2 separate regions of the Mus musculus genome follow, and region 1 is linked to region 2. The links are chromatin loops, found by intact Hi-C in ENCODE. Cell type or tissue: heart. All regions are shown on one strand. Links, peaks and the distances in the headings refer to the core of each region. The heading gives the core; the rest is flanking DNA. Region 1 overlaps 2610206C17Rik (RIKEN cDNA 2610206C17 gene). Region 2 overlaps Arnt2 (aryl hydrocarbon receptor nuclear translocator 2).

What was found. A loop is a pair of places that touch in the nucleus more often than their neighbours do. Peaks named below come from ENCODE experiments on the same cell type or tissue, not always from the same donor. Only the 100,000 strongest peaks of a DNase experiment are listed, where the experiment ranks them.
Region 1: it touches region 2 in a loop (4-fold over the local background); 7 of 42 quality-filtered maps call a loop at or near these places.

Annotation. Positions count from the first base shown.
Region 1 is chr7:84,774,889-84,785,417 of GRCm38, forward strand. It overlaps 2610206C17Rik (RIKEN cDNA 2610206C17 gene), which reads left to right. Exons shown (of 5, transcript NR_038175.1): 5 at 327-1,661. Among named protein-coding and RNA genes, the nearest start is that of Olfr291, 73 kb to the right of the region's middle. In heart, for the core only: CTCF peaks have their summits at 4,473 (motif pointing left) and 4,820 (motif pointing right); DNase peaks (open chromatin) are centred at 4,463 and 4,803; H3K4me3 peaks cover 810 bases; H3K27ac peaks cover 634 bases.
Region 2 is chr7:84,352,118-84,362,646 of GRCm38, forward strand. It overlaps Arnt2 (aryl hydrocarbon receptor nuclear translocator 2), which reads right to left. Exons shown (of 19, transcript NM_007488.3): 2 at 9,437-9,551; 3 at 2,403-2,450. Among named protein-coding and RNA genes, the nearest start is that of Gm30873, 21 kb to the left of the region's middle. In heart, for the core only: CTCF peaks have their summits at 3,662 (motif pointing right) and 4,286 (motif pointing left); no DNase peak of the experiment used is centred there.

The DNA.
Region 1 (10,529 bases), core at 886-8,885, 420 kb after region 2:
AGCATTCATTTCTCAGGTAAGTCAGTCTTTAGTACGTGTCTTAGGCACCCATTGCAAACTGCACTGTGCATACAGACTCCAGAGTTCAGGACAGGTAGAGAGAATAAATTGAACCCTGAATGAGGCCTTAACCAAATTAACCCTTGAAACTGACAGTAATGGGTTATCTCTCCTACTTTATGTCTTATATATGGGCAGGAACACCCCTATCATGGTAGAATACTGGTTGCCCCCAGTATCTAAAGTGGGCTTGTACTTCAAGGGCTCAACCTATGCATACTACCCTGGTCCTAAATCTGACTCAAGTTTTTTGTGTTCTGGTACAGCTTGTCTTTCAGGTGTTCTCATCCCACTTTGATATCCTATATGGCAGGCTCTCTCCTATGCTGCTTAACTTCCAAACTGATATTCTAGCTGAATATGACCAACACATGTTCTTGGAGTCTTTGAAGGTCCTCCAAAGATTCCAGAAGTAACTCCAGCCTGCCATCTGCTAGGTTTATCAATCTGCAACTCCCTTTAATCCTCATTACTTTGAACCAGGTGACAATGTTTGGATTAATAGACATACACACAAGACTCTGGAACTCTGCTGGAAAGAACCTCATACGATGATCCTGACCATGTAAATGGCTGTATAGGTGGATGGGATCTGGACGTGGATACACTACTCCCATGTTAAGCCTGACAGAAGAGAGACAACACAGCAGTGGAGATCTGGCAGGGAGAGACTTCCAGATGTTCCACCAAGAGCAATGGAAGCATACCCACATCTTGTTGATCCAATAGGGCTGCAACTTTGGCACTCCTGATCATGCATGCCTGCTGCACCCTTCACCAACCCTTCAGTCTAACCTGGATGCTTATAGATGTTGGAAGAGGTGAAATACTTCACCAAGTCTCCAAACAAGTGCTAGAAAGGATCTTGAGCTATGGTTGGATGATTTCTCTGGGTTTGAGGTCTTGGAATTGTACCATTGGACCAAAAATGGCCAATTCTATGTTTGCCCAGGCCACTGCTGCATCAAGGCTCAGAGAGATAAGTGTGGAGGGTCCTCTGATTACTTTTGGGTTGTTTGGGGATACGAATTCATCTGCTATATATGGTGACTTGTGGTGCATGCATTATTAATACTTTAGTCAGGTTTGTTAAGGAACGGATTTCCACTGATGATTGAGAATCCAACTGGTGATTCACAAGCAGCAATACCAGCCCATCTTAAGGTTTCAGGTTAGGCCATTATTCAAGGAGGGAATGAGCGCCAAGCTGACTCCATGAGAGGCTGCAAGATGCCAGTTCAGGAGACTAGGCCTAAGTTTCTGTTTCCCAGAACTGAGCAGACCAGTTCTTGGAAAAACCACAGCCCATGAACAGCCAATCAGAAGCTGCCCTGCCAAGGTTAGTCAGCAAGGGTTCTTGTAAAGTCCCCAGGCCCCCAGTGATGAGTTTGGAAAGCCCACAGAACTCTAGCCAATCCCAGAGTTACCCATACCCCTAGAGTTAGAGCCAACCATTTGGGTCACCTACCTCTTCTTGGAATTCCCCCTAATAACCTTTAAATTGAGCCTACAGAGCTCACCTTGAGGTTACCATTTTTATGAATTGTAGACCCTTGCATGCTGGATTTCTGCAGAATAAATGCTCTTTCCTTTTGTATACCATTTGTGTCTGGGGTATCATTCTTCAGTGCTTCATGGACCTCAACACTTATTCCTATTAATGTTGATTAATGAACTTACACTTGATTGCATGGACTATAAATTGAGATTATCATTATTATCTTGCTCAAAATTTCCTAGCATGGGACTCCCAAGTTGGCTCCTGGACTCCTTCCCTTTTAAAACATTCTTTGTGGCTCCATGGATTATTCAAAGTTTTTTTTTTTTTCCCTTAGCCTCAAATTCTGAATGAATGCTTTCTTCCAGAAGCCCAGGGTTTGTTTTTGTTTGTTAGTTTGTGTGTGTGTGTGGGGGGAGTTGTTTGTTTTGTTTTTGAATGTAGGATGACATTTAGGAACTAAGATCTAGATGTTACACCTCATTGTATTGCCAGGATTGTCATTGCTCCAAGTCCTCTCACAGTGGAATCCAGTTTGTGTGTGTTAGCTTATCTCTACCTCCATATCTATTTTTGTAGTTCTTTTTCCAACATGAAACAAACTTGTCATTTTTCACAATGCAAGTGCTTATTTTTTCAGTCCTAAAATACAGACAAAATTCTTTCACTGTTGATAATTTATACTCCTGTGAAAAACAAAAATATCAGCTCAAACACAATATCTACATATGATTCTTTTCTATTTAGCATGCACCATATACAGTCAAAATACTGTTTTCCAAGGTTGCTTAAATCAGTTGTGTTCTTTGCTACTTAGTTTGTTGTAGTCACGTTAATAATTCATAACGTAATGCCCTCAGTTTGCTCGTGCTTGTATTCTATTTTGACTTGCCAAAAATGTGTATTCAAACCCTTTGCCCATTTGGAAAACTTGATTATTTATTGCTTAGTTATTAGTTCTATACATAATCTGGGTAAAGGTTTCTCATATAATTTTCAACTATTTTTTCCATTCTTTAATTTGTCCTTTTGTTCTCTTGATTATCTTTTGACAATCAATGAAATGCTTTAATCTAAGTCCAAACTTCCCTTTATTTACTTATATCTTGTGTCTTTCCTGAATCAACTTTACAAATTTATGATTTTTTTCCTTCTAAAGGCTTTATTTTGCTTCCTATATTTAGACTTGGCATCTATTTTGATTTAAAATGTGAATACAGTGCTAGAGAGAGGTCCATCTTTCCTCTTTGGCCTATGAACACTTACTTGTCTTGGCATCACTTGTTGAAGATTAGCCCTTACAGAATTATCTTGAGGGCTGGAGAAATGGATCAGTGGTTAAGAGCACTGGTTGCTCTTCCTGACTCTTCCTGAATATGGGGATTCAATTTCCAGTACCCATATGACAATTCATTTGCCTCTGTCCAATTCCAGAGGATGTGATGCTCTCTTCTGGCCCCTTTGGGCACTGCATGCCAGTGGTACACACACATGCCATCCACTTCATGTATCATCTGTCTATCTGTCTGTCTATCTGTCTATCTATCTATCTATCTATCTATCTATCTATCTATCTATCTATCAAGTATATATGTGTATATAAAGATTTATCTTGAACAGTCTTGTCATTAAATTGATTATCCAGAAATGGTGAGGAAGAACCCTTAATTGCCAGCTTCCAGAACTGTGGGTGAACACACTCTTGTCTATTGTAAATTACCCATTATAAATTTCTGGTTATTATAAACAGGTATTCTGTTATGGAAGCCAGTTGTTTAGACCTTTATCCACAGAAATACAAGTCTTTGCAGTATATGCTATAATTTTTCCCCAGCTTGTTAGATATCATTTTGTTTTTTGCTGTGACAGTTTAAAGTATTTTGTTAGCAAAGCTATCTACCTTTTGCTTCACTACCTATGCTTCTGAGAAAAGATTTTCTCAATAAGGTTATTGTCTTATTTTCTTTGGAACTTATAGAGTCAGTTTTTACACTATATCTCTAATTAATTTAGGTTTTTTTCCTTATGAATGTTGTTTCAACACTTATTTATTAAAAAAAAAGAATGTCCCAGTGGTTTGAGATGGCTTTAGATCTATTTTCTGCCTTTCCGTTAGTCCACAGTCCCTTTGAGTATTACAGCATCAGCACTGCCTTATAAATCAGGCTTTACAGTCTGACTTAATATCTGGAAGCCATAATCTCCACCTGTGATCTTTATTTTCAATGCTTTTTTTTTAAAAAGTTTGAAATGCTTGAATTCTCATATGAACTCACTGTTAACATGGGTCTACCAAACTTTCACATTACCTTGTAAAATTTTAGAATCCAGCTTGTTATTTAAAAGATTTAAGACCTTTATAGGCTGAAAATGAACTCTTAATCCACTGGATTTCCTGGTTGTTCATATAGGGTAACTGTAGTGCTCTTCTCTATATGTGCGACAGTGTTGTTACCAGACTCTCCCAACACAGAAGTACCCCAGGGTCTCTCTCCACTTTCCAATAAGCTTTCTGTGAAGACTTCCTACAGGAGAACCAAGTTCGAGTTATTCTACAGTGACATGACTGCCGAACTCTGTGACAATAAAGATCAGGATGACTCTCTCTGAATTCTAAATTCTCCAGAGGTAAGAGAACAACGTCCTCTAGGCAGGGCCTATTTCTGTATGTGGTCCATGTGGTTCACCAGCCAAGGTACCCACTCAAATGGAGGAAGATGCCTTGTAGGTCGAGGGAGTCTTTTGTTCTTTAACCTATAGGAATTAGTACCTGGGGGCAGCAGGTCTTTTTCTATCTTGCCACCTCAATCTAGCAGTCCTCAAGGAGCCAACAACAGGAACCTGGGCTGCAGCACCACTAGCAGTGGGCAGCACCAGACACCTCATCGCCCCCTGCTGGAGACAGCGTGTGCCGCAGGCGAGGCTGGATAGCGTTGGCCCCTGTGATCTCAGTTCTTTCAGAATCGAAGGACGCTGAGCGATGGGTATAGATGAGGCAGCATCTGCAGCCCCCATGGCTGGAGGTCCCAAATTCTGAGGCGATTGTATAAGCCCTGTGTACCTCGCATCACAGAAACTACGGTTTTGAAAGTCCAATACACACGTTTTTTTCTCTTTCTTTCTTTCTTTTTCTTAATCTGCGCAGGCGCAGTTCCGGCGCGCACCCGGCCTCTCAGGTGGGTACGTGTCATCCGGTGGGGCCGGGTCCTCCCGTGTTGCTCACGTCCACAGTGAGACTCAAGTCTTCTTTTATAACGCGTAGTCATTTTGGGAGCGCGCTTTTGATCCGATGGTCGCTCTGGCCACTTGGGGGCGCACAAACTTGTAGTTAGCTCCTCTGAGAGCATTGGCCTGTCTGGTAGTGGATTTTGTTTTCCAGAATGAAACCCTTGTCCCATTAAGAGGAAGACTTTGTCAGTGTTTTAGATAGAGCACGGTAAATGTAGGTTACTTATTATTCAACATCTAGTAGTACCCGAGGGATGAAAAAAGATGATATCTTCCCTATAAAGCAAGAGAAAATCGTGAAGACGAAGAATACAAAAACAACAGCCATGTACCTATGTATGTATGTATGTATGTATGTATGTATGTGGCAACCTAGATGGGAGAGCTGGAACATTTTCTAAAGGAATATGATCAGGTGAGTTTACACGAGGGAAACAAGTGATGTTTTCAAAGGAAAGCAGAGTGATGGAGCCTTGGAAGACACATCTGGATTTAATCTGGCTTCTCTGCTTTTGCATTAGCTTCATCTTTGTACTGGTTAATTCTGAACCTGTTTCCTTATCAAGATAATAATAGATAAAATTACCCTTGCAAACCCATGGTGAGAGTTAGAGTTGTGGAAAGAGAGGTAGGATGAACGTTTTTTTTTTTTTTTTTTCTTCCTGTACTGGCTAAGTTAGCATTCAGGGTTATCCTTATAGTCCCTGAAAGGAGCAGATTGCTTTTCTGTTTTGCTTTTGTTTCTTTTTGTTTTCTGTTTTTGTTTTGCCAGGGATGGGAAACTAGGGCCCCAGGCATCCTGGAATAGCAGCTCTATTGTCTGGGTTTACTATGTCAGAAACATGATTGGACATGTTTGTGTTTTTCTACGTCAGAGTTTATTATTAATATTACTATTGCAATAAATTGACAATGTATAGAGGTTTTAATGGCAGCTATTTGGAAGATATTTCTGCTTTCCTTGGCAACCCTGGATGAAGTAAACACAGTTTTTTTTTTTATTCTACTCTTAATATTAAATCTCAGTTCACATAGTACACAACTCATCTTAGCATAAACTCCCTCCCCCCTTTCTTCTTAAAAAACCATTCCTGCAGTGCTTCCTGCTGCTGTCTTTGTGGGGTGCAGAGCAGCCCACTGATCCTTCTAGGGTAAATAAATCTCCTTTGGAGTAAGGGTTTGGTGTATGGGTGTGTTTTGTGTAGACTTGGAGGTCCTTTCATTTTGGTGATGTGACTAAGATTGGCTAGTAGCTCTGCCCTCCCTTCTACACTTTCTGGTCCTTCTGTTGCCTCAACTTCTTATCCCCCATTTCTTGCTGTTTCAAGCATCCCCTAGGTTTTTTGGGTTTTGATAGATCATTGAGCATTCCTGCTCTGTTCTATTGTCCCTGCTCTGTCTTGTGGGACCAGAAAGACTGCACCGAGCCACAAACTTTATTGGTTTGGGCAGACTCGTATGGATGATTCGTAGGCATTTTCTGTTGAGTTTGGCATTGTTTGTGGATTCCCCTTCAAAATCTGGTGTCTGTTATTAAACGTCCAAAAATCCTGTTAATAGGTTAAAAAATGTCTAGTTTCCTTTACCTCAGACCTTACCACCTTTATCAAACATTTTATAACACAATCTTGTGACCATACCTTTCATGACGTCTCTATGCTCCTTTCCAATAACCTCCTCTCTGGGTAATGCATACATGTATGGAAAAAGGCCTGTGACCATGCAGATCAAATACACCAAACACACAGGACCTACCTTGCCAGAGCTGCAGCAGCCTCTAACATAGATACTCATTGAGATTACAATGACGGTGATGATTATCAGGCCAGGGACTGGTTTATTACTTGTCTCCTTTCTGGCCTGAGGAGAGCTACCCTAAAACCAATTAACTTTCAAAAAGTCCATGAGATAATTGGGCAAGCCTGAAAATCCCTCTCATTTCCTCTGATGCACCACACAGTCCCTACTTGAACATGCAAACATAGACCTAGACACCTTAGTTGACCAACAACTTTTTATGATCTATGTTTTGCTCAGTTCTACTCAGACATAAGGGCCAAATTCAAATGACCAAGGCCTACTTTTACCCCAAGCCAAGGTTCTGGCCTTGGCTTTTAAGGTCTTCCATAATTGTAATGAGTGCAACACAAGTACTAACTCTTGGATCAGGATCTCTAATGAATTCCCAGAAGGAGCCACTAGGTCCCTGCTTCAAGTGTGGCAAGGAAGGTCACTGTGCCTGCACCTGTTCAAATCTTTGAAGGCCTACCTGTTCTTGTTCTAAGTGTCCACAGGGTTACTGGGGATCACTAGGGCACAACTTCCCTGGGTTCCATCCAGCCTTCCTGAATTCTTCTTGGACCTGTTTGGCCTAGCAACTGAGGACTGACAGGGCCTGGGCTCTGACCACGTCCATTAAACTCTAGGAGCCTAGGGTCTCACTTCTGTCAGGTTGCCTCATCACATTCCTCCTGTATACTGGGTCCACTTTCTCAGTCATGATGGAATTCTGGGGGGTCCACTCACCCCCTTTCCCTCTTTCATATCCCTCCCACTTAGCTGGAGTACATAGCCACCTTTCCAGACCCCTCCCTTAACTTGTTCTTTTAAAGGCTTTTTCTTTCCCCACTCCTTCCTCTTTATATTTTCATGCCCTATTCTTTTACTAGGGAGAGATGTCCTCTCTGAAATAATAAATATGCCTTCCAACCTGGCCACAACTCTGTGTCCCTCATCCTCCTTTCTTTGACCTCCACTTGTACTCTTTCTCTCTCCTGAATCCTCAGACCACTCCTGTCCCTTGTTCCCTTTTTTAGTCAATCCTGCCACCTGGGATACCACGTGTTCTTCTCTTGCTACACATCACAAACCCCTTCAATTATATTCAAAGACCCTTCTGCCTACATCTCAAAACCTCAATACTCCCTACCCCCAACCAGCCTCAAAGGCCTCAAACCTATCATTCATTTGTTTGTAAATCCAAATGGCTTCTATGCCCTACCTCTTTACCCTACAATATCCCCATATTGGCAGTCAAAAATCCTAAGAGAAGTTTTCACTTGGTCTAGGACCTTCACTCAATTAATGTTGCCATTATCCCTCTACACCAGGTGGTCCCCAACCCTTATACTATCCTCTCTGCTATTTTTTCTATTATGCCATTTTGGATATGTAATATGTTTTCTAAAAGTAAATAACCCATCGTTGCTTAATTGGCATTTTAGGTGTTTAAATAACTGTATATATTCAACATTAACTCTTTTTCATTTCATTTTTTTCTGTTTAGAACTCCCTAGAAATCTAAGGTATATCTTTTCTTCTAAATGGCTCCTGCATTCACTTGCCAAAGTGCCTCATGCATTAAGCTCTTGCTCTTAATTTTATTTTGGTTTACTATAGTCTTTTAAATTATTTTTTAATTTAAATTTTATCGTATTATGATGAGAAAAGATACATAATTTCAATTTATCTGAATTTGTTAACATTTAAAAACATATTTTGAGTAAATAGACTTACATCACATTCTTCTTTCCCTTTTGTACCCCAACTCCTCCTGGAGATCCCTTCAAAACATGCAATACCTCTTGTTTTCTTATCATATTCTTTAAAATTTGTAAAATATTGTAACAATAAAATGAGTATTATAAAAGTTGTTTTATATAAAACAAGTCAATTGAACAGTCTTATGTAGATGCTTGTCTACAGCAATACTGAAAATACATGTTTTTCTCAATATAAATTTAAATCACTCCAAATATATTAACTGTTTGTTTGTTTGTTTGTTTGTTTTGTTTTTAGTAGAGCTTAAAATCTTGGCTCTTACTGTGGTACAAACACAAAATAAGAACAATTTTTGGACATTGGAGTTCATTGTAATAAGGCTGTACTTCAATGTTCCTCACATTACCAAAGGATTTTACCCCCATAGTAGGTAAGCTAAGAGTTGACAGTACTGCTGTGCAAGGAATGAATTGTAGGCACAATTTTTGGATACAGATTTCCTGCTATGGTCAAAGCTATTTACCTTGGCTGATTGTTATCATTCTCTGCCCTCAGGGAACAGGTTACATTCATTTAAGAAATGGTGTGTGTATCAAGACAGTCTATCCATGAAGTCATGGTTCTGCTTGGAGGGTGGCACAGACGTTAGGTGAGGGTAAGATTCTGGTTCATTGGCTGTGATGATTTTGAAAAGCATTCATCTCAGAATAAGAGTAACTTATAAAGTCCTCTTCTTCAAAATTGATACAATAATTATAAATATCAAGCAAAGTCTTCAGTCTCAATCTTTGCTGTTCTCTTACAAGCCACCTCCCAAATTAATTGTCTACATTTCTTTTGGCTGTATAAATAATCATGCTTCCCCTGTCTCAGTCTCTCTATTAGTAGGATTGTTTATTTGATGTTTTTACGCTATACTATGGTTGTCAGAACAGCTTACCAGTTTCCTCTATATTGCCCAAAATACATCATTAATGTTGTACATAGACTCCAAATAGGCTTTACATATCCTGCCAACACACTTCGATATCTGGAAGGAATGAGAATTTCTAAACACAAAAGGCAGCACAATTACCAACTCTTCATATATTTTTAACCTCCTTGAGGCTTCTTTCTTACTCTCTCAAATTGATTGACTTCATTGCACAGCACATCAGACTGATATTTCCCTTGTCAGTAAAGGCAGTAATCATGCTGACATGGCAGCCCATCAGGCTTCCCTTTTGTTCCCTATAACTTACTCAACTTCCTCCCAAGTGTTTCTACTGCATGACTAAGATTACAAGATACCCAGATCTCCTTGAACACAGGACATCATTTACTACTTATGACATACATTTCACTCTAATACTAAATCTTTTCTCTCCTTTCTCCAAACCTACTTGGTCCTCACCCTGGCAGATAAGAGACTGTTCTACATAGCCTAGCCTAAACCTACAATGAATGTCTGCATATTAACTTCATCTCTACTATTTGATCCTCTACCTGTCCCACCCAACAGCCTTGGAGACTGATTCCTGGCTGTAATTGGCAGACTGACTTCATTCACGTGACCACTGTAAAACACTTTAATACTGTTACTTTGCATTAATACATTCTCTGGATGGGTTGAGGACTACCCAACAATAAACAAAAGGGCATTGACCTTTCGTCAATTCTCTGCTGACAGTCTTTCGAGTCAGACAGTCTCCCTCCCTCCCTCCCTCCCTCCCTCCCTCCCTCCCTCCCTCCCTCCCTCCCTCTCTCCCTCCCTCCCTCCCTCCCTTCCTCCCTCCCTTCAGATAACAGCCCAGAATTCACCTTTCAAGTTATACAGGGCTTCAGGATTTACAAATCCCCTGGCATTTTCATATCCCATATGATCCACAATCTTCTGATAAAGTAGAATACACAAACAGTATCCTAAAAGAAATACTAACCAAACTTACCCTAGAACCTCATCTCAGTTGGATTACACTTCTCTGTCTAGCTCTCCTTTATCTTTGCCCTGTGCCTCTCAAACCCTTCAATCTTTCTCCCTTTGAGTTGATGTTCAGGAGACCCCTTCTATTACTTAAGTCCCTCCCCTTTCTCCATCTCTAATGAACTTCTGCTTCCTCTCTTACCTCTTACAGTCAATTAGATCATGGGTCTGGACACATTCTCACTGTCTAGGCCCCTTTCTAGGCTTCTTACAACATCCCCAACTTGTCCTATATAGCCAGGAGATTGTACACCCCAACCAACAAACTCTGACTCTCCA
Region 2 (10,529 bases), core at 981-8,980:
ATAGTGTCCACATGAGATCAGGCAGTACAATACGGCTTCCTGTCTACCCCCTATCCCACTTGAGGTTTGCTTCAATGGGGCCATAATGCAAGAAGCATGAGTCAGCTGCTATGACTTGGACCATATTTACCGAACCCAAGGTCAAGGTATGAAGTATAATGTTAAGCAGAACATATGGGTTTAGGACCATCCTTGAGAAAAGCTGAGAATGATCACTAGACTCAGATCAGGGAACAGAGATCATAGTCCCGCATCTGCTAAGATTATGAATCAACTAATAAGGATAGACCTGGCTTGCATCACAGTCTTTACATTCTCCAAGGCCTTGCTGGATAGAACTGTTATGGACTAACTGCAGGCATGGGAGCAGGAAATGGGAGAGGCCTTGGAGTGTAGCTTACCAAGGCTGGCAGGAGACCCTGGATAGTCAAGTGGAAGGTAGGACGTGTACTTGTTTGTCTCCCCAACTCTGAGCAACTCAGATGTGCCCACAGGTTCCTCAGCCATGGATTATTTCAAATACCCTATAATAATGAGGTCAGTGCCTCTGGGGTCCCATGAACTCAGCTCTGTAAGTAACAGCACATGTTGGGAGCACATTCCATCTCTCTCTCTTATTTTTAAAGCACAGAGGAAAGGATGTGGTTGATAGAAGCTAAGGTTTGAACTTGACTGTGTAACATGTGACTCACTAGAAAGCTCAGCGTGTTACATACACAGTGTTGGGGTCACTGCCTCCTCACAGTCAGGTCCAAGGCAATGAACTCTTTATATCCCGACTATTGTTTCATCACTGACATTGACCTGCAATGTCAAGCAAATGTCAATCCATGTTTCTCTTCCTCTTTATGCTCTGAGACCAAGCATCACCATTTCCTGAGGTTAAAATGCTATGGTATATAATCTCAAGAGGAACTTTGACATAGAGGACTCAATGTCGTTCTTCCTTCTACAGAGAGGCTGTGTGGCAAGGAAAAAGCTCAGAGAGAGAGAGAGAGAGAGAGAGAGAGAGAGAGAGAGAGAGAGAGAGAGAGAGAGAGGTGAGAGAGAGATGAGAGAGAGATGAGAGAGAGATTTCCAGGAACAGAGCATTCCTTGCTACTAAGATACATCTTTAGAAACCTGGACATCCAAGAAGATGGGTCATATCTGCATAGGAAGAGATAATTGTTGATAATCAATTGTTGGTGAAGCTCACATCTTGTTTTGATAGGAATTCCAAGGTCATTAATGTATTAAAATGTGTTCTTACCACATCTCTCATTCTTCAGATGAGGATGAAGCTGGGAAATGGATGAGCCTGGTCTCAGGGGGTAAAAGTTTATGGGATGAGGAAATATTTACTATGGACTTGAAGGCTGGAAATCCTTGGGCAGGACAAGACATTCATTCCTCCCGCATTTGTAGAGAACTCTGCTTAATTCACAGCTATCATTTTGGTTACGGTTACAAAGAACCAAAAGGACCTTCATGCAGAAAAGTAGACAGCCAGCCTAATGTGCTGTGGGGACATCACACTTCTCAAAATTGCTTCAAACATCCAAGACTGTCAGTCCAAATGGAGTATGAATGCAGTAGGCAAGCAGCTATCACCGGAAGCAAGTTTCTAAGGTTAACAATAACCAAGAAAGAGTTCTCAGGAATGAGGGCATCAAGGCAAGCCCTGCTGTAAGAAGGTGGTACAGATGAAAAGTATGGTAAGAATGGAGGAATGATACCTTCCTTCAGCACACATCCATGTGTCCCAAAATGCCCCAACAGAACAAACTGGAAGAATCAGAAGTCATGGTTCTATCTTATACCACCAGCACTGTTGACCCAGGAGCCTTCCTTAAAGGTCGGCTACACCCAGAGCAGTGCCATAGAGCCAGCCAAAGATGCTGTTAATAGCTTGATTGTCAGGATCTTGACACCAACCCAGACAGGCTCCATATTTCCTGTATTTCTCCTTATTTTCCATAGTTAAAAAAACAAACAAACAGGATTCATGTTGATAATTCTCTCTATACTTGAACCCTAAGATTTTTTTTTAAAGGGAGACCATTAAAGTTAGTAGTTACTGTTTAACTTAAAAGCAAACAGGATTAAGAACTCACATTTGCTATGGGTTATTTTGAGACAAAATCTTGCTCTATGCCTTAGGTTTATCTTGAATTTGCCATCTTTCTGCCTCATACTCGCAAGTGCTGAGATTTCAAGCATGTACCACAAGGCTAGGCTTGGGACACTTCAGGATTACTAAGTTGCTTGCCACCAAGCCAAATACTTGCATTAAATGAGACGTACACAAGAGGGCCAGAGATCAGGCAATGGCTTGCTCAGTGACAAAAGGCACTAAGTGCCTGTTCATGACAGTCATGTGACTGCTGGCTACTGGCTTAAGAAAGGTAAAATAAACTCACCTTGAGAATTTACTGGGACCTTCACCATCTTCGTCATCGAAGTCCATTCTGGAAAGTCAAAGGCACAGGTAAGAACTAGTTATAACTCTCAGAGGACTCTAATTGGTTACATGAGCTGTGAACGCAGGGGAGTCTTCACCCCATCACATCGCTATGCAATGCTTCCAATTTTCACCCCATCACATCGCTGCTCAATGCTTCCGACCTTTGGCCATGCTAAACAGTATCCGCAGAGTCTCAAGAGAAAAAAATTACAAACAAAAGGTCTCCAGTACACTCACTATTAGTTCTCTGGTCAGAAATAGGAATACTCAAGTGTCAACTTGTCCCCCTTTGACGCTTCTCAGGTCACCAATGGATGACTCAGGCCATGTTGTGTGAAGGCATCAATGTTTCTTGTCTGCCATCATCCCTGGAGTATGTGGGTCCATCCACATCATGTATTCTATACCAGCACTTAATTTCTTACTTTTATGGTATATTGCTCAAGGGATTTGGAAGACAGTAAGTTCAAAGGGCGATGACATAATATCAGGGGACAGTGAAGCTGTCTGAGAATACTGCTTGTGACTTGGTGAGTCTCTACCAACCTCAGGGCAAAGGTCCTTCAAGAAAACCAGCCTGTTACACCCAGGATCAAACAGGCTGTTGAGGAGGAAATGGGCCTTTGATACCAAAATCACTGAAGCTGGTTGTCTGCTCGTTGAAGCTCACAGAATTACTCTTGAGATTCTTCTCTGCTGGGCCTCCCCTTGTTAATATCAATGTTTTGGTGAATTCTTACTGAACTAACACTCCAAATGATCCTTCTTAAAGGCCCAAGTGCTTCTGATGTCAGCACACACAGGTTGGAAGATGTTAGGGCAGAGGGGAACATAACCATGATCAAGTGCACCCAGAGTTTCTGCGGTAGGAAATGAGCAGTCAGCATGGCTCTTGAGTGTGGCATCCATCTGCAGACCCTATATCACCCTGCTTGTTTTTAGTAGGCCTGAAGGATTTGGTGAGATATAGTCTCATGATCCAAGCAGGAGAGAGGCTGGCTGCCTGACTGGAGGTCTGAGGAATTCCATGTTTTAGCAGTTTATTATGAGAATGGAGAATACCCAGTGAGATTCGGCTCAAACAATAAACAAGCAGAGAATGAAGTATGTGCCAGAAGACCACAGTTACAGAGGCCACACCTTCTGGTCCCTCATAGGGAGGGTGAACTTCATTTCCTAGTCTTTGAGGGATTGAATAAGTGACCCAGGAAATGCATGGGGCACCCAGGCCACCAGGAGGCAGTCATGTTACACATAAAGAGCATACTTGTCCACATACCTCAAGATGAGCCCCAGTGAGATGTGTGGCTAAGCAAGAACTCGAGGGACCTAGGAACTAGGATCAGATACGGCAAAATGAAGGGAATGAGGACAGCTTTTGCATGTCTTTGCTCTGGATTATATGCAGTGCAGCCTGAGTTGACATGTCCAGAATTCCCTGACGGGATCCCTCATCCACTTAGATCCTTGGTCCTCAAAACCCAACTGTCCTCACAACAAAAATGGCAGTTGTGATGAAAGAAATTCCTCTGTACAAAGAGGAACGGAGATGGACAGGATGAAGGGAAAAGACAGAAGACCACATGCATGTCACCCGCGAGATGACCATGTATCGCTCTCCACAGCATGGCTTTGGAAGTTCAGCCCTGGGCCAGAGCTGTCTACAGGACAAATGGAGCTGAATGTGGGAATTCTAAATAAAGAAAGCTCATTAATATCCTGTATAATTACTAAGCTATCATCTCACCTTCCTGGAAATTGCCTGTGGAAAATAACCACCAAAAATGTTTAACTGAGGTCAGTTGCATTTTTGCAGAGCCACACTGCCACCTAGTGCTTGTAAAGGGAAAGATCACCTTTTCTGCCTTCATAAACTACCTACGTTTTCAAAATTCCAAATGATTTGTGCCTGGATTCATCAAAACCGTAAATAGGTGTAATATACACAGTTATTTTTAAAATCCCATTCAGTTCAATTTGATATCACAGCTTCTGTAACATTGAGAGAGAGAGAGAGAGAGAGAGAGAGAGAGAGAGAGAGAGAGAGAGCAGAGCACGCTCGAGAAAGAGCAAGCTCTTCCACTCTTGCGTTTGCCTGTGGAGATAGAGGACATGTGAGAGATTAGGCTTTCTCCTTCTATCTGTGGATATGGTTATGTAACTTAGGTCATTAGGCATGGCAGCAAGTGCCCATACCACTGAGCCATCTCAAGGGCCTTTGATAGGATTATAATAAATAAGCAAACTCCTACAAAACATAACTGACTAGTTGGCCCTCAATCCAGGCCTAAAGATCAATGAGATGCTTGGAGTGACCAAGGGCAGGTCTTCTTGGACTCCAGGACTTTGGTGCTGAAACAGTCACAAGCAAGTCAGGATAGTTTGTCATCCTCATTTTGACAGAGTTTTCTTTACTCAATACCCTACAGAATAGATATAGGAAGAACTGAGTGGTGTAGTAAAGGGTTCCAGCCCTGCTAGGCAAGCTTCGGATCAGGCCAGCATCAGGTGAAAGAAAAGGGTGGTCTAGATCCTGAGTCTACTGGAGTTCATTGGAAACCTGGAGTCATGACTTGTATATGAAAAATTAAAGACCAAGAAACTATGGCTCCTACCTGAGAACGTGTGCAATCATACTGTGTAACATGGAGAGAAGCTATACCCAACACCTATAAGTGTGTATACAATCATACACATGTAGAATGGAGAGAAACAGTACCTTCCCACCCACGAGTATGTATGCAATCACATACATACAGCATAGAGAGAAACTACCCCTGCCACTTGTGTGAGCGTCAACTCACACTTAGACAGCAATCCTGTTAATAGTTTGAAAGGCAAATAAAGTGGGTCCAGTCTAGGAGATAAATCAGAAGCCCCATATGAGTATTTAGAGCCACTCAGTTTCACTAGTCCCTCAGCAATGCCACACACACACACACAGACCGCTAAAAAAAAACACACACACACATGAAAAAAAAAACTTCAAAACACTTGCCCTGGTGTTACGTTCAGGTCCCTGCCACCATGTCCAATGTTAAATATGACTACAATAAGCTGAGCTTATTACTTCTGGGATGAGAAGCATAGTAAATCATCCTTTGTTTTTTATGTTTCTCTCTTATTATGAAACATCTGGATAATAAAATAAATCAAAATGTGACTTTAAGCCCTATTGTATTCTCTCTAAAAATCAAAAACAAAAACAAAACGAACCTCAGCACGGTGAACGAGTGAGTCTCCAGACAGTGAGCTGAAAACATAGTTGACCCTACTTCCTGTTGGGCGGTCTGAACAAGAAGCTCGGACAGGCATTTCGCAGCATAATTTAAGTGAGAAAGAAGTGAGGAGTCTCCCTAGCGGTGCTGTTTAAGAATAACAGTGCAGCATCACATAAGAGTTTGCACAGAGCATTCGCTTCTCAAGCAAAGAGAAAGGTCATTCTAGTACAGTTGCCCAGCACTGGCTACGCAGGAGCAGTCCTGATCCTGGCCACAGGTCCCCAGAACAGAGCAGTGGCAACATGTCTGAAAATATTCCCACTCCAGGAAGACCCACTTACAGAGTCATCCCTGCCCTTCCTCTCTTTCTTTCCCTCACACCTCTTTATTTCTCTTGTTCTTTAATTTCTAAAACAGGGTCACACTATTTAGCCCAGGCTGGTCTTGAACTCCAGAGTCTCCTGACTCTGTCTACCAAGGGCTGGGATTTTCCCTTAGTGATAGTGGTTTAGAAGCTCAGCCCTGGATACAAGGCAGTGGCAGGAACTGATACATTCCTGCCCATCGCTGTATGCAGCCTCCACCCTCCACTCTGATGGCTAGCTTCATCGTCTCCCTTAACTCATGGCCACTTCCTCAGTGAGGTTAAAAGCTGCTTTTGCCCCTTTGCTGGGTGGGAGTCTCCCTCTCTTGCTGAGCTTAGGGAGGTCACAACAAGAATGTATGTCAGGTGACTTGCTTCAGCTCATTTCTCCCACACATGTGGAGCTACTTTGCAAAGAATCTAAAACTTCTGAACCTTCACCCTGTGTCCAGGCAGCCAGGAGGAGAGCAGCACCCTGCTGAGAGGCTCACTGTGAAGTCCTGACAGTGAAGTGGGAAGAAAGCCCAGCCAGGAAGGACTCACAGCACTAGGTCCGGCACATGTCCAGAAGGATCCAAAGTCCTCAAGAGGTCAGTGTGGCCAGTTCTATGAGGCTGTGAAGCACTGGAGAGGAATGGGTGACTGTCTGAGCCCTTGGAACACTTCACTAGCAGGTGAGAGAGGGAGACCTGGAAAGGAACGGGCCAGGGCACGCCAGTGCTGGCTTTTCTCCCTCATACTCTATCTTCTTCCACATCCCTCTGAGTCTCTTCAAGCATGCCTCACAATCTTAACAGAAGGAACAGTTGGAGACACCATGCTGGTGACAGTGACAGCAAACAACAGTCAATGCCAGCCATAGTACAAGGCCCTGATGGAGCTATCAGCCTTTTGATGCCAATACTGGGATTTCATGAGAAGATATAAAAACAAAAAACAAAACAAACAAACAAACAGAAACAAAAAAAAAAAACCCTGCCAGATGTAAGAAAGCACCAAGACTTACTATGGAAACAGGTCTGCAAAAGAAGTGGTTCCCTTCTTAGACCCTGGATGAATCTTTTTAAGTCATGGTGTCTGATTCCCACCATCTGACAGTAGGACAGGGCAAGCAGCATAAGACTCCAAGAAAGATAACAAAGGCTTCCTGCTGAAGGTCCAATTCATTGGCCTGCCTCCAGAGAGCCTCAGTCCCACCTTCAGGGTGTTGGAGGCCACTGCACACCTACCTTCATGTCTGTTTCCTTCTTGATAGCTTGTTTCCTCTTCTTCAGCTGTATGTGGATCTGAACCCAAGCCTAAGTGCCAGCCTGCCCAGGGTCTACGTTAGCTTCTAGTGCCAAGGAGGGCATGGTATGGTCTGTCTCCATCTGTTTGCCTCTGTCTGTGTCTGTTCTCTCTCTGTATGTGTGTTGGTTTGAATGAGATGCCATGTTCCCCACAGTCTCGTACATTTGAATACTTGGTCTCCAGTTGGTAGCCTTTTTTGAGTAGACTTAGGAGGTATGGCCATGTGTCACTGGAGCAGCTTTGAGGTTTCAAGGGACACTCTATGCTTTTGTTTGTGGTTTAAGATGTGAGCTCTCTGCTGCGCTCCTTACAATGTCTGCCTGCTGCCATGTTTTCTCACTGTGGAGGTGATGGCTCCTTACCCCTCAAACAGACCCCTCATTCTCTATGTTGCCTTGGTCACGGTGTATCACAGCAATGGAAAAGAAACTAAAACTACAAGACAGGACAGCTGTGGGGAATTCTTCAGATATGGAACTCAGTCCTAGATCAAATTTTCTTAAGCAGTCCAGAAAGCAAGATCTGTACTGCAGGCTAAGATGGAAAACTGCTGTGTACACCAGCCCAAACCATGAGGAAGCAGAGGCTCACAGATGAACTCACCCCAGCACAGGGAGGGCTCATGGGTCTTCAGCATGGGGTGAGGCAAAGCATTTCTGCCTGGACTTGAACCAACCTAGAGTATTCATTACAGAGCCTAGTCTTCTAGAAACCGACAAGGATGAACAATGGGGTTTTTCTCTAAAGAATGTGAGTTAAGGGGGTAACATTTGAAATAATTTGGACTTTTTAATTGAAAAGTAGATGTTTTAACACTCTACACATTCTTTTAGCAATCCATACTGCAGGATTTGTCCACAGTTAGCAAGAACAATGGCTTAGATAGCAGGTAGCTGTGCAGGCAGCCCAGAGGCAAGCTGTGGCCTTTATCAGGTGGTTTGTTTTTTTTTGGTTTTTTTTTTTTGTGGCACCCACTGAGGAGACCCAGGCGCAGCAGACAGAGAACTGCTTCCTTGGAGAGTGCACAAGACCCAGGGAGGCTGGCCTCACCACCAAGTTCAGATTCTCAGCCCTCGGAATCGTCACGGTAACCACGCACCTTTCAGGCCCCTTTCCAAAGACACCAGTGGGCACTGCAGTCCTTATCATAGGGTGGCATTATCATACTGTTGCATCCTGTCCTCACTCCATTCCAGACCCTGGCGTGCACCTGTCTCCTTGCCTTTGTGCCTTTTTAAGAATCAGCAGGTTTGGAAGAGATTCTTGGGATTAACATGTTGGACCATTTCAATATGGGCCCAGCCTGCAGTCTTGGGGCTATAGAAGGTGTGCTCTGTTCTCACTGGATAAGTGCAATCATGGGCAGAGTGTGTGATCAGAAACTGAGCCACCTCATGAGATAGCTTGTTTATTAACTACACTGAAAATGAAAACAGCATCAATGGGAAACAGAGTTGAGTAATAGACTGAGCTGGAAAATACCAGTTATGTTTTCCTGAAGGGCTTTGATTGGTTTGATTTGGGGTTCTAAGTATAGATACTGATATCTTTCATCACAGGAAGGTGCCAGTGTTGGTTTCATCTGCTCAAAACTGGTCTGTGACCTATCAGATCCAGTAGAGTTGACAATACTTATTCACTTTACTGTCTGAGCAACATTGAACACATCTGGCTGGCCTTCAGGTGCTGAGTCCTGTTAAAAAGAATTCTTGCATATTCCTAGGAAAGATGAGCATTGGAGGAAACATTGGAGGGCCCCAGTTAGATCATTTACAGTCCCTGGGGCTGGATCTGCCAAATGAGGCTGGAATGTTCAGGCAGTTTTAGAGTGGACTCCTCCCTTCAGAGAGCTAGCACAAGCGCGGCCCAGCGGGATCCCATGGCAGGCAAAGTAACTACAAGGGCAAGCAAACAGAAATCCCCAGCTGGGTGCCAGGACCCGGAGCACTTAGAAGCAAATCATGTGCATATTTAGGAATCTTGCAAAATCTAAACAGGATGCAAAAGGCTGAGCTTTTACTCTCCTGGAGGGGGAAAACAATACTTTTCTAACAGGTCAAGATCATTGCTCAACTGTTACTAAGTCCAATTCCTGGAAATGCTGAGTCTGCTTACCCGGATCGACGCTTTCCTCCTCGGGCAGGCATGGCCCCTGCCATTCTCACCTGTCCGGTGGCTGCCATGGGGGCAACAGGCAAGGCCACAGATCCTGGTATGTCTGACGCCATCTCTGGAAATCAACAGAGACAAAAAATTTTGTTAATGACAGAAAAAGAAGCCAGTCACGAGAAAGAAAACTATCACACTACCCCGAGAAAGCCCACCTGGGAGGCAACCCAAGGACCTGGAGGGGTTGACACTTCGCTTACTGCCAGTCACTTAACTGGGCCAGCCCTGGGCTGTCTGGGCTTTCCAGTCTTCCACCTCTGAGCAGTGGTTAGAACCATGAGCGCAGCTTTGCAGCAGTAGAGGGACTCGGTTCTCCCTGTCACCTGAAGGCAGGTAGGCTGTCTAGGTAGAGGTGAAAGAAAGCCTGAGAGACGGCTACAATTGGCATCAACCATAGTGCCCTGGATGAAGCTAAGTCTCAAAAGTAATTGAAGCAGTACCCACTGACCTCCCCCTCTGCTCCCATACTAGCCTAGTCACCCACCCTTAGTAGCTTCAGAAGCCCTCACTGTAAGACCCCATGAATTCCGGGGCATTGAGAATCTCCCATTAGGCTTCATAAGGGTGCCACATGCTGTGGCACCCAGGTATCTCTAGACAGTTTTCCAGGAACAAATACTAATGTAAAGAAAGAGAATGTTGGGCAACAGATGGGAATAATATTCTTTTTCTATTCTACATTGTTTTTAATAAGCCAGACATTTCTGGAATCTCTTTTAACATCCTTGATTTCAAATCAATCCACCCTGTCTTTGCCCTTTCTTGGCTGTCAGCGCCCTGTACTGATCAAGACTAACCCAGATGGTGAAGCTGAAGGTGCAGGAGGTAGACCAGCAATCTCAGAAAGCAGAGAGCAGGCTGTGTGAAGCACAGACACAAGAACTGCACCAGAAAACACAGAACGCCGCTGACCAGGAACATAATGGGGAAGAGGAGGCTTACCTTCGTGAGGATCGAGGGCTTGAGCCCACTGCCCTGCCTGCCCCGTCAGTGGGAAAAGTGGGTAGATGTTAACCACCCGCTGTCACCCTAACTCTGC